Linked DNA regions of Homo sapiens: region 2 is linked to region 1. The links are chromatin loops, found by intact Hi-C in ENCODE. Cell type or tissue: natural killer cell. All regions are shown on one strand. Links, peaks and the distances in the headings refer to the core of each region. The heading gives the core; the rest is flanking DNA.

Evidence for each region. A loop is a pair of places that touch in the nucleus more often than their neighbours do. Peaks named below come from ENCODE experiments on the same cell type or tissue, not always from the same donor. Only the 100,000 strongest peaks of a DNase experiment are listed, where the experiment ranks them.
Region 2: a loop joins it to region 1, with 2.0 times the contacts of the local background. A loop is called at or near these places in 2 of 110 quality-filtered maps.

Annotation. Positions count from the first base shown.
Region 1 is chr11:19,963,457-19,979,945 of GRCh38, forward strand. The region is part of intron 10 of NAV2 (neuron navigator 2); the gene reads left to right. It overlaps NAV2-AS3 (NAV2 antisense RNA 3), which reads right to left. Exons shown (of 2, transcript NR_174949.1): 2 at 15,243-15,739. Among named protein-coding and RNA genes, the nearest start is that of NAV2-AS3, 9.7 kb to the right of the region's middle. RefSeq lists enhancers at 6,686-6,815, 15,025-16,224 and a silencer at 15,527-15,821. In natural killer cell, for the core only: no CTCF peak of the experiment used is centred there; a DNase peak (open chromatin) is centred at 7,695; H3K27me3 peaks cover 694 bases.
Region 2 is chr11:20,081,104-20,097,592 of GRCh38, forward strand. It overlaps NAV2 (neuron navigator 2), which reads left to right. Exons shown (of 38, transcript NM_145117.5): 26 at 1,904-2,076; 27 at 9,762-9,915; 28 at 11,103-11,265; 29 at 11,996-12,096; 30 at 14,569-14,664; 31 at 16,474-16,489. Among named protein-coding and RNA genes, the nearest start is that of NAV2-AS2, 40 kb to the left of the region's middle. In natural killer cell, for the core only: no CTCF peak of the experiment used is centred there; no DNase peak of the experiment used is centred there.

The sequences.
Region 1 (16,489 bases), core at 4,737-9,736:
AAAAAGGAAGAGTGTGCACCTTCTGAACATCGGAAGCCCTGGATACTCCCAGTGCCATTTGAAGGAGCTATGAAGGGACCTGAAAGTGCCATTTGGAAGGGTAAGGTACAGAGGAGTGAGTTATGTAGGAACTGAAAAAAATAGCTGGAGAATGCTTGTGCAAGGACCATGGAGGCTGTGGCAGGGGCAGAGGCAGATACTTCTCTTTGCCTCGAAAGCAATATTATGTGTTTAATTTCAATTAAATGTCACAGGTCTTTACTGTAGCATGAGAAACACTTGTGTCAACATTCCCCAGTGCTTATGCAGAAAGTGAATGGGGGCAAAACTGGTTCTCTGCGTGCTGGAAATGAAAACCGATGAGGTGCTCAGAGGCAGGAAAGTTCAGATCAAGAGCCAATTCTGCACAGTGATTTACCGAAGCGCCTTACCGCGATGTGGCTTCCTGTTGTTAAATCTCATGAAAGTGGGCATTTCAGTCACCTATGGTTTCTAGACATGATACCCGAATTTCTCTGAGGAAATTCCACTCCCTCAGCCCCTCACCCACTGCAAACCCAAACAAAACCCACAATTACAAGCTCAGCGCCACCCTGAGACCTCAGAATTGTGCACGGCAAGTTAGAGCTTTATTAATCGAGTGACTTTTGCCTTACTCTTTGGGAGTTGTTAATTAAAACCACTCAACCATTGAGTTGAGAGAGAGGGAGAGAGACAGAGATTGAGGACAGCTAACAGACTGGATTTTCTCCCTCCTTTGCAAGCTGGTGTAGCTATTTTAGAAGCTGACACGGACGTTACAGTTGACTAAACCATGCACCAGATTTGTATGTGAGGCTCCTTGGGAACAGCTTTCATTTAATGCCCTGTAGCCAGGCCCTCAGGGTACAAAGAACCTGCCTAGCCTCTGACCAAGTATATATAACGGTTAATAATAATGACCATTGTAATAATATTAACACGACTAGCTACCGTTTATTGAACACTTTTAAATGCCAGGCACTGTGCTTTATATACATTATCTCTTTTCATCCTCTTTTTTTTTTTTTTTATGAGACAGGAGCTTAGGAGCTCTGTTGTGCAGGCTGGAGTGCAATAGCATGATCATAGCTCACTGAAACCTCGAATTCCTAGGCTCAAGCAGTCCTCCTGCCTCAGCCTCTTGAGTAGCTAGGACTATAGGCATGTACCACCACACCCAGCTAATTTTTTTAAAACATTTTTTGTAGAAATGGTGTCTTGCTATGTTGTCCAGGCTGGTCTCAAACTCCTAGCCTCAAGTGATCCTCCTGTCTCAGCCTCCCAAAACGTTGGGATTACAGGCATAAGCCACCACAGCTGGCCTCATTCTACTTTTTTTTTTTTTTTTTTTTTTTTTTTGAGATGGAGTTTCACTCTTGTTTCCCAGGCTGGAGTGCAATGGCACGATCTCGGCTCACCACAACCTCTGCCTCCCGGGTTCAAGCAATTCTCCTGCCTCAGCCTCCTGAGTAGCTGGGATTACAGGTGCGTGCCACCACGCCTGGCTAATTTTGCATTTTTAGTAGAGATGAGGCTTCTCCATGTTGGTCAGGCTGGTCTGGAACTCCTGACCTCAGGTGATCCACCCCACTCAGCCTCCCAAAGTGCTGGGATTACAGGTGTGAGCCACTGGACCCAGCCTCCTATTTTAATCTCTATGTTCTAGGAACTCCTCTTCCCATTCTCCTGTTGAGGACACAGGGATTTGGGGGGGCGGGGCCACTGGTAACTTGCCTTAAGGTTGCAGAGGTGGTGAGCTAGGGAGCTGGGACTCAAACTTGGACAGCCTGACTTCAGAGCCTGAATTCAACCACTCATTTCAGGACTTTCACTGAAGCTGTGTACACATGTCTAAAATGTAATCGCTCTTCTTTCCCCCAAACCTGTTTTTCTTCTGTGTTTCCACCATCCATTTTTTTTTCCCACACCCAGAACCCAGAATCTTAGACTCTTCCATTCTCTTGTTCATGGAACGCCAGTCACTGAATTTGATGGATTCCATTTCTTAAGTATCTCTTACTATGGTTTTTCTCTCATCTTGCTGCTAATATTTCTCACCCAGATGATGACAATTCATCCTTTCACTAATTGCCTTTCTTCTGATCCCAATGCCCATCCAACAAATCCATTCCACACATTGGTGAGAGAGATCTTTCTAGAGCACAAATCTGATTATATTCTCTGCTTACATTCCTCAGTGGCTCTTCACTGCCTGCTGAGAAAACTCTGTGTTTTAGTTACTGTTTCTGTACAACAAATTACTCCATAATGTAGCTTCTTGAAACTACCATTTCATTATGTTCATGGGGTCTCTGCACCAGGAATTGGGACAAGATATAGCAGAGATGGCATATGTCTGGTCTGCCATGTGTGGAGCCTCTGCTTGGAAAACAGCAGGGCTGGCATTGACTTGATAGCTGAAGGCTAGAGTTATTCCAGAGTTTGTTCACTCCCACGTCTCACTCCTGGGCTGGGATGACTTGAAGGTTAAGATGGCTGCAGCCTCTCCACATGGCGTGGCTTCCTGGGGATTGGCAAACTTCTTACATGGAGCTCAGGGCTCAAGGGCAAAGGGTACAGTGAACAATGCAGAAGCTGCCTCACCTTTTATCATCTAGCCTTGGAAGGCAGAGACTGTCCCTTCTGCCATACTGTATTGGTCAAAGCAGTCACGAGCCCTCCAGATTCGAGAGGAAGGTGCATAGATCCCACCTCTCAGTGGGAGGATGGCAAGGTCACCTTGCATGTGGGATCCAGAGATGTTGCTGTGGTCATCTGTGGCGAATACAGTTCACAACAATATATCCCCATACCACCCAGTGTGATATACACGGCCCTCCCTCCATAGTCTCACATTGGAGTGTCTGCTCCATGGAGACACAAGCCTTGTCTTTCTTGTACATTATGTATCCCCAGTGCCTAGCACAGAGCATGGTGCATCATGGGCCCTCCTTTTGCATTTGAGAAGCTAACAAATGATCAACTTGCCTAGCCTCATTTCTTCATTTCCTGCCATCTCCTTCATCCCCTCACTGACCACCCGTCCTCTCCCCACCCCAGCTGCCATCCTGTTCCTGCCACTCTGAACCACAGACGTTTTCCTTGATACAGACACCATGCTCTTGTAACTGAGCCTTTGCATGAGTCTGCTCTGTCCATAAACTCCTCCCCATCAATTACCACCCACCTGCCACAATCCTTCAAGAGTCTACTGCAGCTAGGAAGCCTCCGCTGATGCACATTGATGGACATTGATGGTCTCCCTCCTCTGAGTTTCCAAACGCCTGGTAACAGCTCCCAGATGGCTTCTCTTATGTTCTTTGGGCTAGTTTGTCCCCCAGGCCAGAATATCCTTGAACAGAGGGATTGTGTCTTTTTACTCTCTCACGTTTCCAACTTCTTCTACCAGACCTGTTGTGTATGCTTGGGTAATATGAGCGGAATGAAAAGAGAGAGAAAGGGGGTGATAGTAGGAGCAGTGCTGCTGCTGCTGCTGCTATTAATAATACAGGTCGTGTTCATTAAGTACTTTTCATGTGGCAGGTGCTTTTCAGGCATTATCTCATTGAATTCTCGTAGAAATCCTGGAAGGCCTATAACATGTGATTGTCCCCATCTTACAGATGTGGAAACTGAGGATGACAGAAGTCCCTTGTCCAAGGTCATACTGCTACTAAAGGGTGCGGCCAGTTTCAGGAAGCTTGAGAGCCAAGCCTATTCTCTTGGTGCTGCCGCCTGTTGCACTTTAGGCTCTGTAGACCCAAGGATTTTCCTACCTTTCCTTAGAGCTCTACAAAGCCTAACCTTCAACTGGATTCATAGAATAAGAATATGGGAAGCAACAGAGTTTCTGCTAGCTAGACAATATCAAGCTCTGTCTTATTCTCGGTGCTAGGTTTTAAGGGGTTCAGAATAAGGCAGAGGTTTTTTTTTAGGAACAGGTAACAAGGTGCAGGATTCAAAACCCAAAACATAATAGAAATGTTTGTAGAAAGTACAAATATTGGCTTGGCATGGAAAGTACTTAGAAAAGCAGTAGGTTCCAGGGGACCAAACTTGAACCATAGGTGGAAGTTAGACAGGTTTTTTATTGCCTAGACACCAAGGTGACCATTAATCAGCATAAGGAAAAATGTGCCCAAAAGTAGACCTGTTAAAACTAGAGGCAGTTTTGCAAGGACATGAGCCCTGTCACTCCCTGTTCCTGGGAATATTCACTCAGAATCTGGAAAACTCTGTATCCCAGATATTACAGAAGGGGTTCCTGCATGAGGTGAAAAGGAGACAAAGAGGTGATCTTTCAAAGGTCTTTCAGTTTTATGATTCAGGGTATCCAGGTGCCCAGAGGAATCATTACAGCTGGATTATAGACTGAGCAGACTGGGTATTGTATTCTGGAGATAAGGATCTCCTTGGAAAGCCACGTTTCCACAGGTCCTGCCAGCCTGGGGGTGATAGTAGAGGCACCAAAGACATTTCTTCTGAAAAATGTTTAACCCATGACTCCTTCTAATAAATACAAAAATTGTGCACACCTCCCTGCTGCCCCAGGTTCTGATCTGGAAGATAAGGAAGTGGACTGTGGCTACAGTCCAGATAAGAGTATGAGGACCGCTGGAAACACAGTGTCTGCACACCAGCTGAGATGTTCATGAACTTTACTACCTAGAGTTCATATGATGAAAACAAATAGGGTGTTGTTGTTGATGTAGTTTTGTTTGTTTGTTTGTTTGTTTTGAGATAGAGTTTCACTCTTGTTGCCCAGGCTGGAGTGCAGTGGCGCAATCTCGGCTCACTGCAACCTCCGCTCCTGGGTTCAAGCTCCTGGATTCTCCGCTTCCTGATTCTTCTGCCTCAGCCTCCCAAGTAGCTGGGATTACAGGCACATACCACCACACTCAACTAATTTTTTGTATTTTTTTAGTAGAGACGGGGTTTCACCATGTTGGCCAGGCTGGTCTCGATCTCCTGACCTCAGGTGATCCACCCACCTCGGCCTCCCAGAATGCTGGGATTACAGGCATGAGCCACTGTGCCCAGCCTTAATAATAGGTCTTTAAAGTGTAAACATGTTTTACTGTTGAATGTGCTCTCTCAGTATGCAGATCCTAGGGAATTCTGCTTTGCCTTCAATCCCATTTGAATTATGATTTTAGCTTATCTGTCTACCTTCTTGTGGAAGTGGAAGCGTTTGAACAAGTTAAAGAGTGAAAAAAGTCAGATACCCCATTATTTGGTCTGTGTAGCAGTATCAGTCACTATGACCAGCTCCTGGTGCACTGATAGAAGGTAATTTGAGTGTCCTATAGGCAACTGACCATAGCTTGGCTCCTACTCTGGAGGTCATTGGCCTGTGTTTCGGCGACTTCTCAGCCTGTCTTTCCCCCCAGAGTGCTCCGACTGCTGCTAGGGCACCCCTGCCACACCCTGTTCCCAACCGCCTTGGCTTCTCCTTGTCCGCAGGCTGGCTGGGTTGCCTGGGTGCTTGGCTGCTTGGCTTCTGAGTGTCTCATGCCCAGGTTACCTCAAGAGCTCCAGCAGCTGCCTTCCTACAGGGAGAAACGTGCTCATCCACACAGTTTGTGCCACACCCTGTCCCTCTTGTGAACACACCTGTGGTACTGTCCTGACCTATACATATTGAAATTCTAAAAGAGAAACACAGTTCTTTTGCTTTTCAAACTGTGCTCCCCACTATACTGCTTTCACTTTTCTAAGAATCAAATACAATGGGAAATTTGGCCATGGAGAAATGAAACTCGCTTCAGCTCAAGTTCAGGATGCCTTAGGGTGTGGCAGTAACATTGTTCCCAATACAGTGGACTCTTTGCTGGAGCCATGCTGTCCCTTAAATGAGACCCGGAAGGCCCACATCTTCCTGGAAGTCCTTTTTGGACCCTTTCTGTATCATTGTCTACTATTGATAGTATTTGACTTATCTCTAAAGCAGATGCAAGGATGCATCTTATTTCTCTTTGTGTTCTCCAGATGCTTAATGCATAAAATATACATACACTATTCCTCCCTTTTCCATAGGAGATATATTCCAAGACCCTCGGTGGATGCCTGAAACTGCAGACTGTGCTTAACTCTATATAAACTATGGGGTTTTTTTCCTATGCATACATACCTGTGATAAAGTTTAATTTATAAATTAGACACAGTAAGAAATTAACAACAGTTGGCTGGGCGCAGTGGCTCACACCTGTAATCCCAGCACTTTGGGAGGCTGAGGCGGGCGGATAATGAGGTCAGGAGATCGAGACCATTGTGGTTAACATGGTGAAACCCCATCTCTACTAAAAATACAAAAACAAAATTAGCCAGGCGTGGTGGCAGGTGCCTGTAGTCCCAGCTACTCAGGAGGCTGAGGCAGGAGAATGGCGTGAACCCGGGAGGCGGAGCTTGCAGTGAGCCGAGATAGCACCACTGCACTCCAGCCTTGGTGACAGAGCAAGACTCTGTCTCAAAAAAAAAAAGAAAAAAAGAAAAAAGAAATTAACAACAGTAACTAACAATAAAATATAACTATTGTTACAATATGCTCTAATAAAAGTTATGTGAATGTGGTCTCTCTCTCTCTCAAAATATCTTATTGTACCATACTCACCCAATGTGAGACCACAGTTGACTGTGGATGACTAAAACCATGGAAGGTGAAACCACAGACAAGGGAGGACTACAGTGAAAGCAGTTTTTTGTTTTTATTGAGACAGAGTCTTGCTCTGTTGCCCAGGGTGGAGTGCAGTGGCATGATCTCAGCTCACTGCAACCTCCACCTCCTGGGTTCAAGTGGTTCTCCTGTCTCACGCTCCCAAATAGCTGGGATTACAGGCATGCGCCACCATGCCTGGCTAATTTTTGTATTTGTAGTAGATATGGGGTTTCACCATGTTGGCCAGGCTGGTCTTGAACTCCTGGCCTCAAGGGATCCATTTGCCTCAGCCTCCCAAAGTGCTGAGATTACAGGCACTGCACCCAGTCCAACAATTTAATTGTTGATTGTTATTTATTCTTTCTTCAGTATACCAAGAAACACTTGGTAGGTACCTATCTCGAGAGTTGAAGGCACAGTTATAGGGACTGGGGATTTTGAAGCAAAAGTATTGGTTCTGAAATAATAATAACAGAGCTACCTTTATTGAACTTGTTGGGTGAAGGCTGGAGCACAAGAAGAAAGACAAGCCAACAGTTATAATAAATGTGAAATAAGGGAGCCAGGCTTCAATTTTATCATAAAAGACAGAAAAAGGATTTATTGAACACACAAATACATTTAAATGAAAAAAACCTTAGTGACTACTTTCTACTTGTATTTTCTTGGACAAATCACTCCAATTCTCTGAGTCTTCATTTTGCATCTGAAAAATCATTAAACCAAGTAATCTTTGAAATCCCCCCAGATCTAATGTTCTGTAGTTCCATGAAACTGCCTATCATGAATGTTTTTCTCAATGCTCTGTTGCACTTAAAATGAGGTTTTAGAGTTCACACCTTCTCAGTGTGGTGTCCTCAAGTGGGAGGTGGGGGAGATGATCTAAAAGACATCCTGTATTTCGACATTAATATGCTAGATGAGGCAGACCATCATGGTGTGGGAACACTGCATGCCCAGGTGAAGATAAGCACAAGTGTTTTAGTCATTGAGAGCACATCATCTGGTTTTGGGGAGTTTGTGTCATGTCTGGCCCCACAGGCACGTTTTTGAGTAGGACACACTTTTGCCAACCTTAGTAGAAAAGGGCATTTTTCCATTGCTCACTATGCGAGGGACGGGGGTTATGTGGTATGTGCCAAGCTGAAGAGGTTAGAGTGATTGTTCTTTTCTTGTGGCCTGTGGTTTGCATAGGGTGCCTTTTCACTGTGGGATTTTATCTTAAGACTTTCTACCATGGCCTGTTTTCTTTTTAGGGGGCAAGGGGATGGAGAGATGGGTTTGGGACCTATTTTGCAGGGTATAAAAAAGCCTTTTTACACCCCAAAGAGAGAGCTGTGAGATTTCCCTTTCCTGGCTCAGGGCATGGGTGGGCCCCCCGGTAACACCCCAGCCACACAGCCTTGTTTCCCCCCATGTGAATGTATCATATGCAACTTTTGTGGATGTACAACACACTTTTGGATAGTTCCTGTTAATATGGAAATCTGGTACCTTAATTAGTTCAAAATCTGAACTCTCCAGGAAGACAATGACTGATTTCCATCCTCACATATTTTAACTCAATGTTTTTCAAACTTTTTTCTGTTTTGAGACAGTCTTGCTCTGTCACCCAGGCTGGAGTGCAGTGGCACGATCTTGGCTCATGCAACCTCCGTCTACTGGGTTCAAGCAATTCTCCTGCCTCAGCTTCCCAAGTAGCTGGGATTACAGGCACGTGCCACTATGTCCAGCTAATTTTTGTATTTTTAGTAGAGACGGGGTTTCACCATGTTGGCTAGGCTGGTTTTGAACTCCTGACCTCAGGTGATCCACCCACGTTGGCCTCCCAAAGTGCTGGGATTACAGGCATAAGCCACTGTGCCTGGCCCAAACTTTTTTCTTTTTAGATGTCATGCCCCATCCTGAAAGATCTCACACCCTGACTTGGGGGTGAGGAGGTGCAGAGCTGGAGGGTAAAATTAGATGTGGCTTTTCAGAATCACTGTATCTTTAATAGCTCCACAACAACTCAAATTTTGTCAAACTTTAGCTACAGAATGCATTATCAAAAACATTGGGCCTTGAACATACTTTTCAAATTCCTGCTCCCTCCCTGGAGATAGGATCATTCCTACAGACAACCAGTGTTCTCAGCTGCCTGTGTACAGTTTCTGAAGGTGACATCTGGACGAGTGACCAGGGCCAGCATTTCATGTTGTCAGCTGTCATGTCTGCTGTTCTTGTGGATTCAATGGCTGCTAATTTGAGCATCCGATAGTCACCTAGTTTTGCTTAATCCTCTACCCTTGAAGGCCAAAGGTCTATATATCTGTTTCCTTGGTATTGGTGGTTTATTTTTTGAATCCCATTTAGAATAAGTGCCCAGAATAATCACTGTCTTGATGAAAATATCACCTGGTAGAAACTTAGCATAGAAAACCATACACCGAGTTCACTTTACATGTTGGGTCCTTTGTGTTTGTACATGCGTGTCTGTGTGAACTACCTGATCTCCCTCCCCCAAGCCAATATTGCCTGGCAGACACCTTCAAGATGCTATGGGAGGCTTTCTTTCTCTAAGGAGCCTTTTCTGGCCTCTCTGTGCTTTGGCCTTTACTGAACCCCATGCAAATATTTACACATCTGCTTGCCCCAAGCTGACACTAAGCCCCTCAAGCTCAAGGACTGAGTCTGATTTTTATGTCCCCAACACCCAGGCTAGTGCCTGCCTCTCAGTAGGTACTACATAAATGTTTGTTGCACAAATGCCACCACCTTAAACATAGGCCTCCTCTGGGCAAAGTCCTACATGTGACTCTATGTGAGCCCTTCCTGCAGCCTCCCTACAGTGCTTCCAGAAATCTAGTTGTTCGCTGAGGTTGAATGATGTTCCCAAGGTCTGCTTTTTGCCTTTGTCTACAGCAGGGATTGTCTCACAATTACAAATTAGTCGCCTTCTCATTCTGTCTATTCTCAGTACACCGTGGCATTCTTTCAGCTGCAGTCTAGAAAAGACAAGGTGAAACTTGCATGAACCTAAGCCAAAGTGCCAGCTGATTTCTCCCCAGTTTGGTAAAGACTTTTGTTGTTACCTGGGGGGGTCTACATGAACCCAGAAGGGAAACAGACACTAGATGTCAGATTCCCACCCCTACAGGCTCTAGTCATCTTCCAAAGGGAACATACAATCCTCAAAGCCAACAAAAATTCTGCTGACTTAATGTGAAAAGTGAGCCTGTGTCTCAGAGCACTCTGAGGCTTGGGGAGCCGTAGCAGAAATCGCAGGAATGATAAGACTTACCAGCCCACAGATGATGATTGGCAGGTGTGTTTCAGTGCATCAGAAGTGTTCGGGAGAATGCATTTTCCAAAAGACGCATGAAGCTTGGTAGTATGTTTTACCACCACACAGAAATTCTCTACTTGATCAATCTCTCTGCTAGGAGATTGGTGAAAGCCAAGACCCAAGCAGTGGTGAGATTAAGCGTGTGTGCTAAAATTCAGGGTAACATGTGAATTGTAGCATTGCCATGAGCCACTGCGGAATTGGTTTATAGCAAACAGACAAGTCTTGCAATGTAGAAACCATTGCAGAATACGTTGAAGGATCTACTCAGCCAGGATCCACTTCTGTCATATTCTGTTGACAACGTAGAAGGCTTTTCCAGAGGAAGAGCATCTGATTATGATGCCACACTGAGCTACCTGTGTGTTGTCCATAATGCTTTGAATTCAGCATGCCTAATACTGCTCCCTCTTGCCACTTGCCAGCCATCTGAGTTTCCAACAGTCGGACTGTCCTGAGGCCGGTAGGCATTTAACTATGAGACCATGAGTCACTTGATATTTTAGAAGAAACTTAAAGTAGTAACAACTTTTATCAAGCCTTGATTTGAGATGGAGGAAACATTGGGGATCAGCTTCAACCTAGGTTAATGTGGATATTGTCCCCTAACACAGAGGGGGCCAAGAGTAGTTACTAAGAGGATCTGAAGTTTAAATTACTGTTACAGTGTAGCCACATTATAGTCAACTAATTCTTAGGGAAACTGAATCCAATCTAGCACACAGTTCTTCCGCCCAGGTCTCATGATTTAAGGCAACATTTCTCACAGTTTTGGCCTGACTACCTGCAAGAGAATTACTTGCATGTCTGTTAAAAATGCAGACTTGGGGGAAAGGATGAATAGGTGGAGCATGGGGCATTTTTAAGGTGGTGGAATTATATTCTGTGATACTGTAATGGTGGGTAGGTGACATTCTGTATCAAAATCAGTAGAGCTGTAAGACACAGAGTGAACCCTAATGTGACTTTAGTTAATAATAATGTATTAATATTGGTTCATCAGTTGCAACAATGAACCACACTAATACAAAATATTAATAATAGCCCAGGAGCAGTGGCTCACGCCTGTAATCCCAACACTTTGGAGGCTGATGTGGGAAGATGGCTTGAGCCTAGTTCAAGACTATCCTGAGCAATGTGGCAAGACTCCATCTCTACAAAAAATTTAAAAATTAGGGCATGGTGGCATGCGCCTGTAGTCCCAGCTGCTCAGGAGGCTGAGACGGGAGGATCCCTTGAGCCCAGGAGTTTAGGACAGCAGTGTACAGTCTACCTTGGGTGACAAAGCAAGACCCTGTTTCTAAGAAAAAAGTGTACATAATAATAGAGCAAAGTGTTGGGGGGAAGAGGGGATATAAAGGAACTCTGTAATTTCTGTACAGTGTTAGAGAAATAATCTCTTAAAAAGTAAAGTCTGTTTTTTAAAAATATGCAAGATTTGGGCCTCACTAAATACATCTTGCGTGTATGAAGCTGAGGCCTTGGAATAAGCATTTTGGTCAGGCTCTCCAGAGGATCTGCCTGTATTCTGAGGTTTGAGAATTCCTGGATATCAGTCCATCTCCTTTCACCATCTGTTTCATTCTAAGAAAGAGCTTAAAGGGGCTTTGTCTAGAGAACTGTCTCTTGTGTGTTAGGATGTGTTTCATCTTTCAGAAGGTGGACAAAAAGCTTCCTGCTAATGCTAGAAATATTTGCTGCAATTCCACACTGACAGTTGAACCACAGTAAAGACAATTCAGGCAAGACCAGTTTCAGACACAGGAACTGTCAATTTTCGAACGTGTGCAGCCTTTCTTCAGAAGTGTGCCCTGCCTGCGTCCATTTCAAACAAGCGTAGCCATGGATTATAATTAAAATTTTACATATCTCTATTGGTTTAAGGGTGATAAGTACACTATTGTTATAATCCTTGGCTCTTTGTGCATCGGAGTATGTATTTTATTAGGGCTATTATAGGCCTTTCAAATTAAAATGCTCCTGGACTTTATATACGTATAGATCTTTTTCAACCAAAATGCTCTGGAAATTAGTATTAGATGGAATTTTATTAAACTTGTGGAAAGTCACATTGCATTTTGCAAAAGACACACAAACCTTGGTAGCCTGTTTCACCACCACACAGAAATTCTCCACGTGATCAATCTCTCTGCTAGGAGTTTGGTGAAAGCAAGACCCAAGCAGTGGTGAGATTGAGCCTGTGTGCTAAAACTCAGGGTAACGTGAATTGTAGCAATGCCATGAGCCACTGCGGAATTGGTTTATAGCAAACAGACAAGTCTTGCAATGTAGAAATCATTGTAGAGTGTGTTGAAGCATCTGCTCAGCCAGGATCTACTTCTGCCCTGTTTTAGCAAAGTCACTGCTAAGGTGGGGCCTCGAGGTCTGTGAGCCAACTCATGCTGGATGTGAATTTTGCACATATGTGAGATGAGGTCCCTAGCTTTCACTCGTTTCTCCAAAGAGGTTAATAAGAAAGTTTAGGAATTTCTGATTTCGATAATGGTCTGTAAACTGGATTTGGTTGTAGTTGTTTTTAAAATATATATGTGCCATGCTATTGAAATATTGCATATACTCTATAGCGTGCAAAAACATAGGAATCAGAAAGATCTTGATGAGAAATAAATATACGTAGAAGCACTTGCGTTTTCACTCCTGGATCATCTGTGCTCCCCTCTACAGAGACCACTGCCCGGGTCCAGTGCTTCTTTTTCTTTAGTGTGCACACAAATCACCTGGGGGGTTTATGGAAATGTTGAGTCTGATTTAGAAGGTCTCGGATATTGCTTTTTAAGACAGCTTCCAGGTGATGTTGAAACTACTGCTCCATGGCCCGTATTTCAAGCAGCAGGTAGATGGAGAGGCGTGTGTTGAGTTGAGCTGCAGACAGCGACTCCCACGCTATCTCTTCTGTCTCTCTCTCTTTCAAGCAGTCCTCAGCACTGGCTTTAGGAAGTAGAAATGGCAAAAGTCTGTGACACCAGTTTTCCCTGGCGAGGCTGGCAGGGGGCCCCTGGGACCTTTTGACTCCTCTTTAACTCAGGCCCACCTTTTCCTGCTGCTGCCTCTGTCCCCATGGCCTGCTAGATCTGAGCCCTTGTTTGATTAGCTTAGCAACATCTTTGCAGTACTCCCCAGTGAGGTGTGCTCTGTTGACTGGGACTAGCCAGAGTCAGCTCCAGAACTCCTGAGTGAGTTCACTTCTGCAGCAGCCTTGACTTCCTGCTGTACCTTGACCAGAGGATTTATCTGGGTTTTCCTGGTTATCTGGCTCACTTTGCAGCAGAGAAGCAGGGGCTGGTGCCCCTTCAACTGTGTGTTCTCCTGGGGGATGGCTCGTGGCCATTGAAGAAACTTTGCAGCAGTGCAGTCTATATGCCATGGTCACGTCATCCTATGCTCTGAACCAAGGTGGTGTGTGTTGTGGCCACAGGAGACTGTTCCAGGCTTGAGTGACATAAGGGAAGATTTTACTCACGATGTACATTGAACTCCCAAATCCTCCTAAAAAGAACAAGTCGCTATCAACTTGGTGACATCCTGAAGAGCTGACAGTCCTGGAGGACAGTAGGAAATCGCATAAAGGGTGCCCCAATTTTGCATCAAGCAGAAAGGTAGGAAACTGGTTGGATTCTCTAAGTCACATTTCCCACTGGCCTCTGTCAGCGGTTGTTGGAAGCATTCCCCCAAAGGCATGAAGGCCAAAGATGTGTGGGTCTGTCCGAAGAATTGCCCACTAAGTCATAAAAATGAAAGATTACATTTCTTACCCCTCTTCCACCTCACATCCTCTTGTTTCTTAACTGTGTGGATTGTGCAGTCTGTCTTATTTATGGTTAAAGTCCTGTTACCACAGGGAACCCCAACTGAGAAAGGCATTGTCACCTTGGGCTTTCTCTCCAAAGGTTGTTGTTGGTTTTGTTTCATCTTGTGTCAGTTTGGGGTGACCCATAATCAGGAAGAGGCAATACTGTGTTCTTCGCTTGAATTTCACCTTTATTTGATTCTAAAATATGTAAGAATATGCTGTGAGTAGGATATTAGAGTCACTGCAACATGTCTCTGAACTTGTCGTGGGGGACAAAGGTTTTGATAAATATGCCACGTTTGCCTGAACATTTATGCCTAAAAACTCATTGAGGACAAAGTGGTTTCCATGTGTTTCCTTAGCAAAATTTTAAGTATTCACTAAATTTTAGTGCTGCAGTTTTATAATTCGCACTGAGAAATTAAGCCCTTTTTTTTTCCAGTCATATTTTTGCATTTCAGAGCATTCTCTTCTTCCTTGAGCCAATGTGGCCACTGCTTTTCTTTTCAGAGAGGTCAACTTTTTTCTTTTTTTTTTTTTTTTTTTTTTTGAGACAGGGTTTCACTCCGGTTGCCCAGGCTGGAGTGCAATGGCACAGTCTCGGCTCACTGCAACCTCTGCCTCCCGGGTTCAAGCAATTCTCCTGCTTCAGTCTCCCGAGTAGCTGGGATTACAGGCGCCTGCCACCACGCCCAGCTCATTTTGTTTTTTTTTGTTTTTTTTGGTTTTTTTTAGTAGAAACGGGGTTTCACTATGTTAGCCAGGCAGGTCTCAAGCTCCTGACCTCTGGTGATCCACCCACCTCAGCCTCCCAAAGTGCTGGGACTACAGGCGTGAGCCACCACACCCAGCAAGGTCAGTTTTTTTTTCAAAAGGATGCAGGCAGCTTTGTTAGACTCGCTGGCCGGTGCATCCTCCTACGACCCGGAGTGAAGTTGATTCATCTGTCTTCTCAGAGGCCCTAAACTAAAGGGATTCTTTTCCAGGTCTGTCCAGAAACTCGATTTGCATCCTAATAAACTCAGAGAATGAATGTCACACTGTATTATAACTGAGTAGAGGGGCCTGTGAAAGCATATGATGTTTGGGGATCTGGATGTTGATGACATTGCTCAACAACAAGGGCTTTTCGTCAGCCCCCATTAGTTTTTTCAATCTAATGCAACAAAGTATGTGTTGATATATACGTCCAGATATTTATATTGTTATTGGCAAGGAATATTACACACACATTTGTAATTATTCCATGTTTCTGTGTCCACGTTTCAACCAAAAGTGTGTCCAAAAAATAGAGACAGGCTGACGTGTCTTCGAAGAAAAGTAATTATGTAGGATTGATTTGTTTTCTGTTTGTTCTTTCATTTCTTGCATCTGAGAGGTTTTTTTTTTTTTTTTTTTTTTATGTCATGCTCTATTAGAAATGCACTCGACTAGAGCAAGTCGGTACGTATTTCTTTCCTTCTCTGTCCCCTCTCTCCTCACACAGTTCTTGACAGAGGTGATTTCTGGTGAGATTAGTGGCAGTCAGTTTGTATTACTTATGCAGGCCATGTTGAACTGTGAACTTTGGAAATGAGAAGCCACCTTTCGCCGCTTCTGAAGGTGACTCACAAAGCCAGTTTCACTTGGTTCCACATTGTTGCATCATTACATTTAAAGAAAGGGAAGAAATCTGTTTACTAAATGTTAGACTTGAAGTCTGGAGTATTTGTTCTAGCAGGTCCTGTTAGATTCCACAGCTTTTTCATAGCTAGTGTCAGTTACCAACCTATTCTGTAGAGAAAGTTCCTTTTGTAAAAGGCATGTTGCCTTCACAGGTCTGTCTTGACTGGAGGGATGGTGAGGACTACCCTTCAAGTCTGGCCAGCTCCCAGAGGTCTGGGATGACTCAGACAGGACTAGGAAATGGTGTGTTCTGAAAAATCTGTAGAAGAAAGTACTGATGAGAAAATGCCCACCAAAAATTGAATACAGAATGTTGGAAGAATCGAAAAGTCGACGTTCTCTTTGAAACAGAAGCCAGAGCCTGTTACTCATTAGTACCTTCATGTATCCCCCATCTTACAGGCAGAGGCCTGGCATCCAAGATGTTCAAAACCATCCCCCAGGTCCCATGCAGCCCAGTTCCTAGCTGTGATCCCAGTGTTCTAACAATAGTGAACTACTTACCCTTCTCTGAACATACCTTCCCCTCTGCCATTTCTCTCTGCTTTTGCATAGGTTATCCATGTGTCTAGATGGATCCTCTTTTGGCTGGCAAACTCCTCCGCACCCTTTAGGGCCAACTTAAACAGCACTCCTCTGCGACGCTTTCTCCCGTGTGTTCTCAAAGCCAGTCATGCATTCATCTGTTATACCACTTTTATGTAGCAGTAGAGCTATTTGCATGTCTTAGTCCCTAGTAGGTTTTGAGCTTCACCAGAGCAGGAACTAGGTCTTGCCACTCCTGTAAGCAGCTAATGATTAGGAAGTGCTCCCTATATGCCAGGCACTGGGCTTTCTAAACATATGCACTGTCTCATTTAACCTGCCACAATCCTATGAGGGAACTTAAACTAGAAGAAATTGCGCTGAAATGCGACAGTTGGGATTTGAACTCACCTGCCTGCGCTGGGATCTTAACCACAGCTCTGTTTTCCTCATCTGAACAATAGAGATGACAATAACACTTGAT
Region 2 (16,489 bases), core at 3,347-8,346, 120 kb after region 1:
CTTGGATGGGTGGCGAGGTCTAGTGATACAGACATCAGGGGTTTAGTAATTTTGGTTGTCAATGACTTGCATTGGAAGCAAGCTAAAAAGCCAGTCTAGTGTGACCCTCTCATCTTTCTGATTAAATTTTCTTTTTTAAGTTACTAATGGCTCTTAGTCAACTTATTTGTTATGACTAAACACAGATAGGATTAATTCATATTGCTGTCTCTAATATGCAATCGATAAACATGGTCAGCTTTGATTTTCAAAGTGACGAGAGAGATATTTTCTACGAAAAATAGTGGTTATTCCATTTTCTTCAAGAAATAAAACGTGCTTATGTTGCTTTAAGACAACTCCCGCTTATCAGTCAAATCAGGGAAGATGGATAATTGGCATCCTCAGCTAATCCCAAAGCTTAGCTCTGTCTGATCTTTGTAATCTCCTCTTCCACCTGGCTTTTCACCAGAGGTAGAGGCAAGGATTTCAGGTGATGGCTTGTGTCCCTAATCCTTCTGTTTCTGTGACTGCTCTCTGGAAATATTATCAGAGGTAGGAAATGGGAGAGAAAAGGGATCTAGATTTGCCCACAAGCTGGACATGTGGTTTATTATAGATGAAACCTGTTGATGGGAGAAAAATCTCATCAGTTTTTAGAATGGCCTGTTTTCTGAATTTTTCAGTGGCTAAGAAAACCCCTGGAACGTATTTTCACAAGGAAAAAAGACTTTAGAAAAAGGAAATTACTTTTAAAAGGCCTGTTTTCAAGATGAAACATTAGTTTTTGGCCTAGAAAAATCTGATTATGGCTTTCAGAGAAGACATTGCATTTTAATTCTTTATGTTCTCATTAAAATGTTTAGGTATCCATTTCCTGCAACAGAGGCGGGGGGGAAAGAATTTTCAGATCCATCTCATGATTTGGGGAAATTGTAATATACTAGTTCCTTTTCCCCCCATATGGTTAATAAATTTCTTTAAAATAACCATTTTCTGAGTAACAAGTGACATGGCTAATTTGCTGCTTATTAGATTATCTTCTTATATACACAAATAGCTGAAACTCCTAAGTGGATAGGTTAAGGAGCTATACAGCCATCCAGGGCCAGTGTGACAGTGAAGCTAGAATTGCTCAAAAAGAAGACATCCTCTCCAACCTCCCCCAAAATTTAAAGCACAGAGAGGTGACTGACAAGAAAAAAGAAGAGAATGAGAAGCACAGGAAGGTGGGAGGCAGCCATTTCAGCCAGACAGGGAAAAGCTGGAAGAACTGGAATTGTAGAGGACTCCCCAACCTGCTATTCCCTTCCTTTCAGAAGGGAGGAACATGCCCCCAGTGCTTTTAAAGATTTGTGTTCCTACTGGAAACCTCCCCTGTGTGTGGTGTTTATTATTAGCCATGTTGTGTCTGAAAGTCCGAAGCTTTCCCTGTCACTGGCTTTCTCTGTTAAAAAATTGTCTTTTTTCCTCCCCCTTCCCCATTTTTGCTTGCGTTTTCTCTGGCAGGTCAATGAGGTAAGCAAGACCAACTTTAATATCAGATACCAAGCTAACCCATCCATTGATATGACTAACCTCATCCGCATCCATCACCGTGTCTGAGCATCCTGCTTTGTTGCTGTGTAACCTCATCTTCCCAACATCCATCTGCTGAGCCAGACTCTGTGTTGCTGTTGGCATCTAGTCTTGAACCAAGAGTAGGCATGGAATGTTACCCACAGATGCAGTCCCTCAAGCTGGCAACACCAGATAACTCTTCCTCCCTTAATGCACTGATTCAAAAGAGCTCTTGGGAACCTCTTCCATTGGTGGGGGGAAAAACATGGGAGAATTAATCGCTTTTTTGTGTGCATGTCTCTGTTTTGCCAAGGCCTAAGCATTGGTTGCCCCCGCTGTGAGACTGACAGTCTTGTATATTCAGTTACGCAGCTCCTTCAAGCAAGCTTTCGGGAAGAAGAAGTCCCCAAAATCTGCGTCCTCTCATTCAGATATTGAGGAGATGACGGATTCTTCTTTGCCTTCCTCACCAAAGTTACCGCACAATGGGTCCACAGGTTCCACCCCACTGCTGAGGAATTCTCACTCCAACTCTCTGTAAGTCTGTCTGTCTAGTCAGATAACATCTTTGGCCCCTGAGAACCTTCTCCAGTAGGAATGGCTAGGAGTCCTGTTATGACACATCTGCTCCTTGGGATCCTTTATGCTTTGCTTTAATAGGACTGTGCATGTTCTTTCAATGCTTTAGGACTGGGAAAGTTGAAAGAGAAAAGAAACTTAGGTTTTCGTTCTGATGGTGTCAATATCCATAACTAACTGGTTGGCCTTAAGCGGGTTACTTAAATTCTCTTTGTTTCCATACCTCTATATATCAATTTGGGATAATGGTTTTTGTGTACGTATCCTAGCCCTAAGAATTGGACGAGATAAATGGATATACAGGAGCTTGCTTCCTGCAGCAGTAAGAAAGGCTGGCCCTGCTCAGTAGGGCTGAATTTCTTTTGAAACCATGGTGTTCCAGGTCTAGAATTAAAGAACTGGAGCACAGGTAGTCTGCAAGGAAAGTTGTCAGAGAGATGAGACAGTGCATGGGAGAAGAGGGAAGTCATGGCCAGGGTCAGGACAGCCACTGAGATAGGGTTAGAGAAAGAAGTTTGGTTGTATAAACTTCAGTTTCCTCACTAGTAAAAATAGGGTTCATTACATCTACTTCACTGGATTCTTGGGAAGGCCAAGTTAAATACTATGCATGAAGGGCCTTTTCCATGCTGTTCCATCTTTCTTCATTCTCAGGGGGCCAGGTCTGTGCCGCTGACCCTAAGTCCACTTAACCAGCCAGCCCACTGAAGACAGCATAAGTGTCTTAAGGCCCTGCCTTAGCAGCTTACCAGATGGGTAGAGGGAGTACAGGCAAAATCAGCCTGTCCAGAGGCCAGATCTTTGTAGTATACCAACTGCATGGGAGTGGAAGAGAGGAAACAGAGGATAGTAGGGTTATGACCTTCTTTTGGTTTTGGTTTTGGTTTTGTTTTTGAGATGGAGTCTTGCTCTGTTGCCCAGGCTGGAGTGCAGAGGCATGATCTCGGCTCACTGCAACTTCTGCTGCCCAGGTGCAAGCAATTCTCCTGTCTCAGCCTCCTGAATAGCTGGGACTACAGGCGCATGCCACCATGCCCAGCTAATTTTTGTAGTTTTAGTAGAGACGAGGTTTCACCGTATTGGTCAATCTGGTCTCGAACTCCTGACCTCAGGTGATCCACCTGCTTCAGCCTCCCAAAGTGCTTGGATTACAGGCATGAGCCACTGCACCCAACCAGGGTTATGACTTTTAAGCAACCTCACCCACTATTGAAACATGGCCCTGTCAGGGTCTCTACTTTACTGAGTTAGATGATCAATTCCTCTTTTCTTGGAGAACACCCTAGTAAGAGGTAGCCACAGGGGTGTGTACTTCCTACTGCTATGGGTGAGGGTAAAATTGAATGGGGGAAGGAAGAAGGACACTGAGGGACTGGACTTCGGTTTGGCCCTGCAGTGCCCAGCCCAGTGTCCTGTGTTATTTTGAGTGAAGAATTAGACAAATTACTGAGAGAGTGTGTCCTCCTCCATCTGCAGAGTGCCTAAGGAAAGAGTAAAGAACCAGTTGCCTGTGACTCTCACACATGCCATCATCCCAAAGCATCCCAACTCAGTTGTCTCCTGACCAGGAGAAAAAGGAACTCATCATGTCTTCTTTATTTATTGATTTAAACTTTTTGTATAGCAACCTGTGTGAGCAGAGCACTATTCCAGATGCTCTGAAGAGACCAAAAAGGGGTTAACCAAGCCAGGTGCAGTTACTGTCGCCTGTAATCCCAGCGCTTTGGGAGGCCAAGGAGGGAGGATTGCTTGAGGCCAAGAGCTGGCAACCAGCCTGGTCAATATAGTGAGACTCTGTCTCTACAAAAAAAAATTTTTTTTAATCGGTCAGGCATGGTGTTGCATACTTGTAGTCCCAGCTACTTGGGAGGCTGAGGCAGGAGGGTCACTTGAGCCCAGGAATTTGAGACTCCAGTGAGCTGTGATCACCCTGTACTCCAGCCTGGGTGACAGAGTAAGGCCATGTCTCTATTTAAAAAAAAAAAAAAAGTTAAACAGATTCTCCACCCCTGAGAAGAGTAAATACTAGTGGAGACATGACATAGTACAGTTCATTCTACTCCTGAACTTTCACTCTGAAGGCCCCATTCTCAGTTGTGGTTACGATAAAGTACAACACAAAGTTCCTACTCATGGACCCTGTATACCAAGAGAGGAGATGAATGTTAAACAAATAAATCCTGAATAAACTAGGAAAATTAGAGAGTGCTAAGGGCTAATGCTGTGAATTAAAACAGTGCTGAGATACAGAGTACCTTGGCAGCAACTTTAGATGGGGTGGTCAGAAAAGAGCCCTCTGAGTAGGTGACATTTCAGCTGAATCTGCATGCCAGGGGGAGCCACTGGGTTAGTTTCAGCGGGTAACATTAGCTGCTGTAACAAACTCAGCCCAACGCTCAGCAGCTTTACATATGACTGTTTATTTCTTGCTCACTCCAAACCCAGTGCAGATAGTCCTAGTCAGCAGGTGGCCTGCCCTCTAGTGATGTAGGCACTGAGGCTCCCGCCATCCACAGGGCCCAGTCCACTGCTCAACATTCTGTGTCCAGCCAGTGGGCGTGGGGGTTTGGAGAGTGCAGAGGAACCTGCAGGAGGGTTTTAAGGACCAGGCCTAGAAGAGGCTTATGTCGCCTCTTCCCACAGTCCACTGACCAGGACTCAAAGCCATACCACCTGCAGCAGAAGAAGTGAAGGAGGAAATGGGCTTTGGTGAACACATAGCAGCCTCTGCCACCCCAGCCTCCCAATGAGCAGGGCAGTCTTCCTGACCCAAAAAATAAATAACACAAGGAGCCTGATGTAGAAACAGGTTCGATATGTCTGAAAGAGAGAGGGATGGACAGCGTGACTTCCCACATATGCGAGTAGGCTACAGCCACAGACATAGTCAGGGCCTAGAACACGCAAGGCTTTGAAGTGAATTCGCATCCAATTTCATGTATAATGGGTGGGTGTGGTGGAGTTTGAAACAGGAATATGAGATAATCTGAATTTACAAAGATCAGTCTCTGTTCTGTGTATAAGGAATATGGGGAAGGGAGATCACCCAGGGGCTCTTAGCCACTCTGGCCCACTTGTTCTTTGAACATTCCAATCACACTCTCCACCTCAAGGCCTGTGTCCTTCCTGTGTCCTCTGCCTGGTGTGCTCTTCCCTCAGATATTTATTTCCTTAGGTCTCTGCTCAATGTGACTTAATGAATAAGGCCTTGCCCATTCACTTGCATAAACCAACATTCTACCATGAGCCAGTGCTCCCCATGGTCCCTTTGCCCCTGCTTCATTTTTCCCCATTGCACATGTTGCCCCCTGACACCTGACATAGAGGTTTTCCTTGATTATTTGTTCTCTGTCCCCCACCCCAACCCCAGATCTACAGTAGAAGCTCCATGGAGGTAAGTACTGTATTGGTTTTGCAGGCACTCAAATATTTGGTGGAATGAATGAGCCACTGATAACAGTAGTGAGTTCTGGATGTATTTAGGAGATATTCTTGAAGAAAAGTTGACAGTGTATGGTGATGGATCAGATGTGAGTGCAAGGGAAAGAGGAGAGCCATCCTGGGATATTCCTAGATTTACAACTTGAGTACCTGGGATGAGTGGGAGACACAGAGGGGGGCAGAGTGGGGAGTCGGAGCACTACTTTGGTTCCATTAAATTTGAGATGCCAGCAGACATCCATATCCAGGTCAACCAGCCTGGACTTCCTAGAGGTGTAGATTTGGGAGACACAGACTTATTGGTGGTGTCGAAAGCTGGGCAACTGGAAGAGTTCTCCAAGGGGTTGAATGAAGACGAAGATGATCAGAGGGCAAGAGGGCAAGAGGACTGAGCTCTGGTGCACTCTGATATTTGAAGTTCAGAAAGAGGGAGTTACAGCTGCCGGCCAGCAAGGTGGGAGGAAACCTGGGAGCAGAGAGGAGAAACTGTTGCTGGAGGGAGTAGGAACGGGGCCAGATGCTGCTGGGCGGCCAAGTAAGATGAGCAGAGAGAGGCGGTGATGCACTCAGCTGTGCAGGACCATGGCAGAACTATCCTCCAAGCCACTTTCCCCAGAGGAATCGGGTGGGGTTGGCTCCTGGCTCCCCAGCCCTTTTCTTACATTCCACAGCATCCATGCACACTGGAGATGTTTGTTTTTGGTCTCGTTTTCCAAAGGGTAGGCTGAGAGCAAATGCTTGTTTCCAACCTCGAAGGGTTTGTAAGAATGTGCAAATCTAGATGTGAGAGGGAGTTCAAAGACAAAACCATAGGCAGAGGAGTTGGGCTTAGGAAATTCCCCAATCCGTGGGCAAAAGGAATGGTAGTTGTGGTAAGGCAACGTTTTCCCACACTCGAGGCATTTTAAAATTAGGTATGCCACCAGCCCTGACTGTGGACAAGACAGTGGAAAAAGGCTTGAATCACAGTTAAGGGACTGAGTAGGGAAAAACACACATAAGGTGTCTTCAGTAAGCAGTTTATGAAGTGGACAAGCATGTATTGAGCGCCTAGTGGGTATAGTTCAGGAACACAGGCTCTAGAGCTGAGCAGACCTGCCAGGTTTGAATCTGCCTCTATCATTTTTACATGGTGCAGTCTTGGGCCTGCTTGTGTCCATGTCTCTGCCTCCCCATTTTAAAACTGGAGATAATTACAGTACCTCTTCATGGAGTGAGTAATGTACAAAGGAAATGGAATAATATACTTCAAATACCTAGCCCATTTGTTTAGGTATTCCATAAGCATTTGTTAGGTACCCATTATGTAAATGTGATCAGATGCCAGAAATGATGCAGAGAATAACCCTGGTCCCTGAGGAGCCAGCAGCCAAGCAGAGGTAACATGTTAAGTTGAAATGAAATTATCAGCGATACAGCATAAGTCTAGTCAGGGAAGGAACTAGGGGAGAAGGCTCTGTCTTGGGCATTAGGATTAGGGACTAAAGCTTAGTTAAGGCTGCTGCAAAAGAATGTGTTTTCTTTTTTGTTTTGAGACTGAGTTTCGCTCTTGCCTCCCAGGCTGTAGTGCAGTGGCGCGATCTTGGCTCACTGCAACCTCGACCTCTCAGGTTCAAGCGATTCTCCTGCCTCAGCCTCCTGAGTAGCCGGGATTACAAGTGCCCGCCACCAAAGCTACACCACCCAGCTAATTTGTGTATTTTTAGTAGAGACGGGGTTTCGCCGTGTTGGCCAGGCTTGTCTCGAACTCCCCACCTCAGATGATCCACCTGCCTCAGCTGGGATTACAGGCGTGAGCCGCCAACCCGGGCCAAGAATGTGTTTTCAACATCATGTCTACGTTATAGGGCATCTGTCTCATGAGGCCTCATCATTGTGTGTTTCTGAGAGCTGGCTGATTCTGGAGGAGCATAGGGAGGACAAAGTCCTCCCAACACAGACTTTCTTCATTTCAGTTTGGTACCGTTTGTAAAGTCAAGGGTTTAGGCCAAGCTCTGCAAAGTAACCCATGTGATACGTTCCACAACGTGAGTGCCAAGAAGGTATTTTCTCTCTTGCTGAGAGCTTTCTGGGAAAAGGGTGCAGATCAGGTGAAGATGACTTGAGCAAGGTGCCTTATCGTGGAGTGCTGGACAGACGAGCCTCACATGGTGTCAGCCAGAACAGACTGTTCTCTGCAGTGAATCTGAGCCTTCAAGATTCATGTAGGACATGATTTGGCTAAGAAGGGAGTATCACAGTGAAATTTTGTTCAGACTTTACACTCCATTTAAACCAAGAAACCATAGTCTTCTCAAGATAGAACCAGTTTTTGCAAGCTCCTCCTGCAAACCTCCCAAACCGAAGAAAAAAAAAAAAAGCATGGTTCTATCAGTAAACCTCACAAACCACAGGCTATTCAAAGTACAGAGAGCTGAGAAAGAAAGGATGTTGCAAATTCTAAAGACATTTCTGTCTCGCCCTTTTAGTCCTGAATCTATTGGCTTCAGTCTCTCAAAAGTGTGAGATGGAAATAATTAGATCATTTTCAGGAGTTCTTTGGGTTTTTCAATAAGATTTTGAAGCTAAGAATCTTCCTTGGTGACTGGTAACTTTTAAAAACATAAGGTGGTTTTACCGTGTCTCTCAAATCAAAAAAGTTCAGGTTCAGGTCAAGAAAAGAGCAACAGAAACATTTGGCTATTCAAGTGTTAAATTTTTCTTCCAGTTCTTTCTGCCCCCGAAATACAATTTCATCTCTTTTAACAATTTTATAAATCATTTTCCTTTGGGAATTAAAATTTCCACACCCTCACCCAGTTTTACAGGTCAGGTTTTGTTTGGCCCCAAACCCATAGCTTGGGTCTTGGAGAGCCAGACTCATGTGATCATTTATTTCTGCAGAGACCACATGCTCATCATCTCCTTTAGACATAATCAGCTTCAGCTTTGTAACTTTATGAACTTGAGAGTGGGGGTGTTTGGGGTTGTTTTTCTGTCTTCAGTCCAAGAAATGTCAAAGCTTTCTATTCTGGATCACCCAGTAACCCAGATGCTAAGATCGTCGAAACTCACAGAACTATTTTTTTTAAGAGAACTATCTTTCCTAACATTGCAATTCATCACGACTTGTATGATCTTCTACTTTGTGCTGATTTGCCAGGTGTTTGAAGAGCAAACCTAAGTAACTAAGGAGCCTAAGCTAGAAGAACCACCTCTTCAGAAAGAGGAACTCAACAGGGTCCCATGGTGACCTTGACCTGGTGTGCAGCAGGGAAAAGAAGATAATTAGCCAGGCTGTTGCAGAGTTTTCAGATACAACTTTGGCTTGCCTGTCACACCATCCCGTCTGTTCTCTAACTCCCTGAAGAGGTTTCCCTTCTTGCCCTGAGTGTGTTAAGCAGTGTGGGGGCTGAGAGAACTAAAGAAGGTTGATCTGTCTAGACACTTTTAGGGGAGTGAGTTTTCAGAATGTGATCAGGAACAGATTAACACCTTCCACGCATATCTTTAGGTTTCATCCCCATTTTGGCAAATAAAAATCACCCCTCAGTTGTTTAATAAAGAAGTTTCTAATCTTTAAAACTGTAAGCTGACCCTGCTTCTCTGAGTCGGTTTGGAACTCAAGGGCGTGTGGTGTCATGGAAGCCCAGCTGTGTACACATGGTGGGGGAGGGGGTTATCAAACTGGAAGGTTACTACTCCCTTTTGCCAGCTCCTGCTTATCCTTATATTCCTGGAATTTTGCTGAAAGGCACACCAAAGCCATTCTGATTGCCAGAGCTCAGCAAAGAAAGAATGTAGAGAATGAAATCTTGTCTCTAAAAATAAAAATAAAAATAAAATTTAAAAAGTGAAACCACAAAAAGCAGGAAAAGAGTGAAAGACAAAAGTAGGAACTCAGGAAAAGAGTGAAAGACAAAAATAGGAACAAAGAAAAAGGACAACAAATAGAAAAGTAACAATACAGTAAATAATAATCTAACTATATTAACGATTTTAAACATCAGTGGTCTAAATAAACCAATTTAAAGAAGAAAAAAAGAATACAGAGAAGGAATAAAATCTGTTTTCAGGTGCTTTTGGCATTGTCACCCACAGGAAGCACCAGGCAGCTGGTTATTCACAGTTACTGCTAAACAAACCTGATGATTGATGTGGACCAGTGTTCAGTAGGGGACTAAAAGGAGCTGCTTTCATCAGTAACATTCCTCTTTCCCTAGAATTTCAGAATGCATGGATAGTGAAGCTGAGACCGTCATGCAGCTCCGAAATGAGTTAAGAGACAAGGAGATGAAGCTGACGGATATCCGCTTAGAAGCTCTCAGTTCTGCCCACCAGCTGGACCAGCTCCGGGAGGCCATGAACAGGATGCAGGTGAGAGCCCAGGAGCATGGGCTGAGCTCAAGGCTGTCTATGAAGGAGCTCCCAGAGGCTGCTCTCCACTAAGCCCTGAGGGCTGCATCAGAATCTGGTGGCGGCCCTCGCTTTCCCAGCCTTTATCTCTTTTCAGTCCCTCCCACACATTGCTCAAAGACCCAGTCTTTTGGAAGAATAAGAGTACCCATGCTCTTCCTTTACGTAATACTTTTGGTGACTCCCCTGGTGCCTGTGGCATGTGGTACAGTCTCCTTCAGCTGGCCTTCAAGGCCTTCTGCAGGGTCGTTTCCACTGTTAATCCACACCACCCTCCCCAGCTCCTCTTCCCAGAATCTACTCGCCAGCCAGATGGAGTCGCTGACTGCCCCCTTTGCATCCTTGGAAATTCCTCTTTCATATTGTTCCCTCCACTGGGTATATTCCTCTGCACATCCAAGTTAGACCCTTCCCTTAATGCTCGGCCTGATTCCTTTCCAAGTCTTGCAGCTGGAGAGTTAGTACCCTTATCTGAGTATTCCTGTAGATTTGTTCTTACAGCCCCTCCCACCTTCTGCCATGGAGTGAAGACATTTGGGTCTTCTGGGCTTTTTGCATACCTTTCTGTGGACATAGCACCAATGCCTTGCACATTGTAGGTTCTTCATGAATATTCGTAGAATGAAAGATACCTCTAGAGTCTGCTGGGATCTTAATGGAGTCAGTGTTTCACAAAGGAGGTTCCCTGAAACACTCTTTCCATGAGAAGCTCTATGAAAGGAGAATACCTTGATCAAATATGTTTGGAAAATGCTGCACACCATGTGCCTCTGTTCAATTCATGGCGTAGAGGAGCTCATTAAAGATTCTGAGAAGTCCTGCAGGAAAGAAGCCTGTAAAAGCCAGAGTTGCACAAACCTCTTAGATCATAAGACTCTTTTTCACTTAACCCTCAAGCAGCAGACTCTGGGAAGCATTTCAGAGGTCTTTTCAAAGGCCTGTTCTCTGAATGGATGGACCTCCCATGGCAGCATGTCTTATGTCTACCGCAGGGTTAGCAAACACTGCTAAATCTCTCTGAGGGTGTTGTTCGCCTTGGGTGGAAGACCAGCCTGGTTTCTGCAGGGAACTTTCAGATCCTTCCTTCAGAAAAATCTTGTTCACATTACTTCTGCCTACTAAGGGAGCTTCTCCATTACTCTTTGCAGAGTGAAATAGAGAAGCTGAAAGCTGAGAATGATCGGCTGAAGTCAGAGTCTCAAGGCAGTGGCTGCAGCCGGGCTCCTTCCCAAGTGTCCATCTCTGCCTCCCCGAGGCAGTCCATGGGCCTCTCCCAGCACAGCTTGAACCTCACTGAGTCAACCAGCCTGGGTGAGTGGCCTACAGGGTTTGGGGGCAGGAATGGACCTACAGCTGGCACCCTGATCTCTAAGCGAGAACCCCAAAATAAGCAGATCAACAGATCAAATGGAGAGGCAACAGGCGTGTGTGCACTTGGGGTGTGTATGTGTCTGGGTGTGAGTCTGCTACCAACATGAGCCCAGCCGTTAGACTGCTCTCATGCTTTGCTCCAGCACCCCAAATTCTCCAAGCCCTGAGCTTGGATCCCCTCGCCCACCATGCTGAGTTTGTTTGATCCATTTTAAGAGGCTGACCTGCAAGCTGAATGCTGTACACAAACCCCATAGTAGCAGGTCTCAGTTGAGGCAGTGGCTTGGTCTATGATCTTCCTGCCTTCAGGATGGATTCCAGGCTGGTGCAACCATCAGTGAACACAATCTAGGTTTTCTTTGTAAGCGTATTAAGGCTGATGCTTTTATTTTTTATCCATGATGCTGCTGCTGTTGTTGTTTTGGTTGAGTCTCTCCCTCGCACTTCCATCCGGCAAGGTGCATTGTCAGCCTACTGGTTCTTTGGTTGGTCCACCATTGGTTTCTGTGATTGCATTCTCCATTTTGCCCTCTCCTCTTCCCCTACCCCCCCACCCCCTGCACCCTGACACCTGTTTGTCCCGCTGCTGTGCCAACCTGCAGCGGGGGTGTCAGGAAGCTGGCTTTGCTGTCCCCATGTGCCTAAGGCTGTTGATGTTTTCCATTCGCAGACATGTTGCTGGATGACACTGGTGAATGCTCGGCTCGGAAGGAAGGAGGCAGGCATGTTAAGATAGTTGTCAGCTTTCAGGAGGAAATGAAGTGGAAGGAGGTTAGTTGGATCCCTTTCCCTGCTTTGCCTGTCCCTCCCCCAGGTAGAACTACCTAGCTTAGTGATCTAATTGTAAAACCTCTATCACCTTGGAGCCTAAGGTGATTTGGAAATACTACTAACCCTTCTCTTAACTAACCATAATCCCTTGCAGCATTCTGACACAAGTAAAGTGTGCGAACGGCATTTCCCTTTCTCGTGTGCTTGAAAGTCTAATAAAGAATACTAAAAATGGTCCCACGTTTCACTTTCATGTAATTAACTAAACACTAACATCCATTGGAAAGGGCCTTTCTGAATGTAATATACTCCCAAAGCACTTCAGAGGCAGCTATGCACATTCAGCATGTAAGGTACAGAAATAAACTGACCACATGCAGCCGACCAAGAGCACCAGTTTTATCGGTCATCAGTCACCAAGAGTACACATCTTGGTAGACATCAAGGGATGGAGATGCCAAGCCCTGGGAGCATGCAGGTGGCTGAAAATAGAGCTAGTGGGGCGTCCTGACTCCCCAAGGCTGGGGAATCCGAGTTTTCCTAGTACGGTTTCTGTTCACTTCCAAAGTCTAGGAACTTCCAGAGTCTATACCACTGCCAGAGACTATTTTGGGATGGGGGCTAGAGCTGATATTGAAAGTTGAATTTTAGCCAGTGATTAAAACCCAGTGATGCTTTGAATGACTGTTTCTCGAATAAATGTAAAAAGGCCTCATGAGTCACCATTTCAAGTTCCCTTGAGTTTTTTGTTTGTTATTTCTTAGTATTTCTAGCCAACATGCTATTGTAGTTTCAGACAGCTAGGGAACCCACAGAACAAAGCGTCTGCAGCCAGACCTTTCTTAGGGGATTCAGCTTTGCGGCTGGCTTGCTAGCCTCACTATAGGGGGTAAGCTCAGCATTTTGGCACTTCCATTAGCGTCATCTAGCCATGAAATATATAGTAGATAGCTCCGTTTTCAAAACATAGCTAGTAAAGTGATGGACTGTTAGGGGAAACTCGTTCTTTTTTCTTTTCTTTATCTTTTTTTTTTTTTTTTTTTTTTTGGAGGCAGAGTCTCACTCTGTTGCCCAGGCTGGAGTGCAGTGGTGCGATCTTGGCTCACTGCAACCTCTGCCTCCCAGGTTCAAGCGATTCTTCTGCCTCAGCCTTCCAAGTAGCTGGGACTATAGGTACCTGCCACCATGCCCGGCTAATTTTTGTATTTTTAGTAGAGATGGGGTTTCACCATATTGGCCAGGCTGGTCTCAAACTCCCGACCTTGTGATCCACCTGCCTCGGCCTCCCAAAGTGTTGGGATTATAGGCGTGAACCACCACAGCCGGCTGGGAAACTCATTCTTACAGTAAATGCAGGTTACACCTTGTGGATTATTTATTCTAGTGATTGTCAATATGAACACATAGAGCATACCTTTTACAAAAGTTTACAAGTCACCTTCAAAAGTTATATTATTCTGCATCACTACAGCATCCAGGTGAGGTTGGTTGACCAGGGATTATTATCCTCATTATACAATTGAGAAACCCGAGACCCCAAACATTACTTATTTGAAGCCAGGGGCAAGTGGTGGGGTCAGATCATGTCACTGCAAGACTGCTGCTCTTTTCTCTGCTGATTTTGCTTAGCCGCCATATGACACCTCCCCCACCTCCACCCAACCACGCTCCTGACTCTGATCCTTATGAGCATGTAAAAACCCAATATTATGGCATGTTCTATCAGCTTTTCTTTTATCACTGTGATCTGGTTAGCTGCCACTACGCAAAGCCCTGTGAACAGAGATGCAAAAGAGTTAGAAAAAGATGTTTTGAGAGTATTCTTCCCAGAGTTTTACTAGTTTTCTGAGTTGCACATGTTTTAAGTTTTAACAAGAATAAAAACAATAAATGTTATTTAAAAACAAGATAGAAGAAAAAATAGAAACACATTTTGTCCTGACAATGTTTAAGATCTAGTAAGGAGGTAAACTTGATATGCAAAAATATGACAGAAATACCTAAAACTAAATATAAATTAGTACAGAATATATCATTATATAAGTTACGTACAGAATTGCCGAAGCAATTTAAGCTCTGAGCCTGATGGGGTTAATCACTGAAGGCTTCCTGGAAGAGGTGAGTTTATAAGCAAGGTTTGAAAAGAGAGAGATGCTAGACAGATGTGGAGAGAGTTCCATACAAGGAATATGTGATTTATGCCCTGTCTGACACATTTACTTAGCAAAAGTTTCCATATTCCAGAGAGGAAATCCTCTTTTCCTGACTCTTGGACCGCTGTTTTAGCAGTAAAGCAGGGAAAGGTATTAAGACTATTACTTCCACCTAAGTTATACCTGGTTTTAATACAAATAGGACTTTTATTCCCCTCTCAAACCATTGGCGGAGTTCTAAGGCAACCTGAGTCCTCTGCTGAACTGAGTCAGAAAAGATCCACCTGTTTTTCACCTGTGTACATTTCCTTACCCTTAGGATTCCAGACCACATCTCTTTCTTATTGGCTGCATTGGAGTTAGTGGCAAGACGAAGTGGGATGTGCTCGATGGGGTGGTTAGACGGCTGTTCAAAGTAAGTGTTTCAAGACAACGGCTACAGCATACTACCTAACATGGGCATCCGGGCCTGGGGAGGAAAAGAGAGGTTGATGTCCTGAGCTTGGCCATTTCTCAGACCTGTCCCCTTCCCTACATGTTAATGTTGCTGGAACTTGTTCCCTGGCTCTCAAGGGAATGGAAGGACAATGGTAAGTACAGACTGGTCATCGGCCAAATTCTTGCCGTCTGCCCTTTGCAGTGGTGGGCCAGCTAGTGAGTGTGATCTGAGCAACTCTTTGATCCTCTCACAGTGAACTGCTAATGTCCAACTCTCTTTTCACCTTAGAATTGTGTCTTAGGACATATGCTTCGGAGTATGTAATCTGTGGCCAGGGCTTAGACACCAGATTTCTAGCCTTCATTTTGGGGGATTTGATCTGATTTTCCCGGTATCCTGTGCCAACACTTCAGAGTCTTTGATTTGTTTTACGAGTGACATTAATGTCTGATCGATGGCCAGGCTCAAGGATGTTGCCATACTTATTTCTCTATTCTTTTTAATCACATCATTAGATTGGGTGTTTGCCATGGGATAAATAACTAATGAGTACCAGGGTGAACCTTGAAACACATGGTGATTTGAAGGAAGCTTTTGGTACATTTTTTCTATTGTCCTGAAGTAAGTCAACAACTATAAGGGCTCATTAATCATATTCCCTGAGTAGTAATAATAGTCCACGTTTTTTGTGCCAGACACTATGCCAAGCCCCTTATATTATCCCATTTAAAGGTGAAGAAAGTGAGGGTCAGGTTGGGCACTTTTTCAAGGTCATGGATCTAGAATTAGACCCCGTTGGTCCAGTTTAGTTGGTCTGACTTCAAAACCTAACTTAACTATTATGTTGGTTCAAAAGTAATTGCACCACCATAATTACTTTTGCAACAACCTAATAGTACACTATAGTTTCTTTCTAACAGCTAGATCCAGGTAGCCTCATACAGAGAAAATTCTGTTTTTTGACTGGAGATTGGTCCCCATCCTGGTAAGCCAGCCTATAGAAATGAGACCAGAGAAGACATATGAATGGCTTAGATGGACCGATTCTCCGACCTAGGCCAAAAACTTATCTCTGGTGATGGACAGTTGGGACATCCTTGGATTAGAATAACAGTTTGGGCTGAAAAGAGACACATTGGCATCATAGTAAGTGAGGAAATGAGACCATGCAAAGCCTGTTACTGGGATTCCACCTAAGTCATCGTGCAGTCACCTCCTAGTACATGGACCTTAGTTCTACATTTACTAACCTAAAACCTTTTGTTCACTCAACTAAGAGGGAACACTTTCCAAATTAAACACACGTTTTCCTTCTCAAAGATCTAGAGCTGATTTTTTCTAGCAGTCTGCATTTTAATCTCTTTGTATGATCTTTGAGCCAAAAGAAGGGGATGGAAGAGAGATTTCCTGTCAAAATTACTTTTTCGTGAATTTTCCAGCACCATTCACAGGCCCTGATGTCTTCAAGACTTCAGCCGAACTTAGGAAAAGCAGCCTAGCTTTTCCGTGCTTGGTTCATCCAGACTAAACGTTCACAACCTTGTTAGGGGTTTGTTTTTTTTCTTCCACTGCTAACCAAATAAATCTGTATTTTAAGAGGCCTGTGGTACTCGGGCTTTATCCCCTTAGAAAGTCAGTTTTTCTCCCCCTCATCCCACAGCTCAATTTCAACTCAGACATCTGAGAAAGAAGAGAATATGATCATAAATCACCCAGGGAAAACATGAGTCATGGGCAGATTTTAGCCACATCTTTGATGGGGTCTTTATTTTTTATTTTTTCCAGGAATACATCATTCATG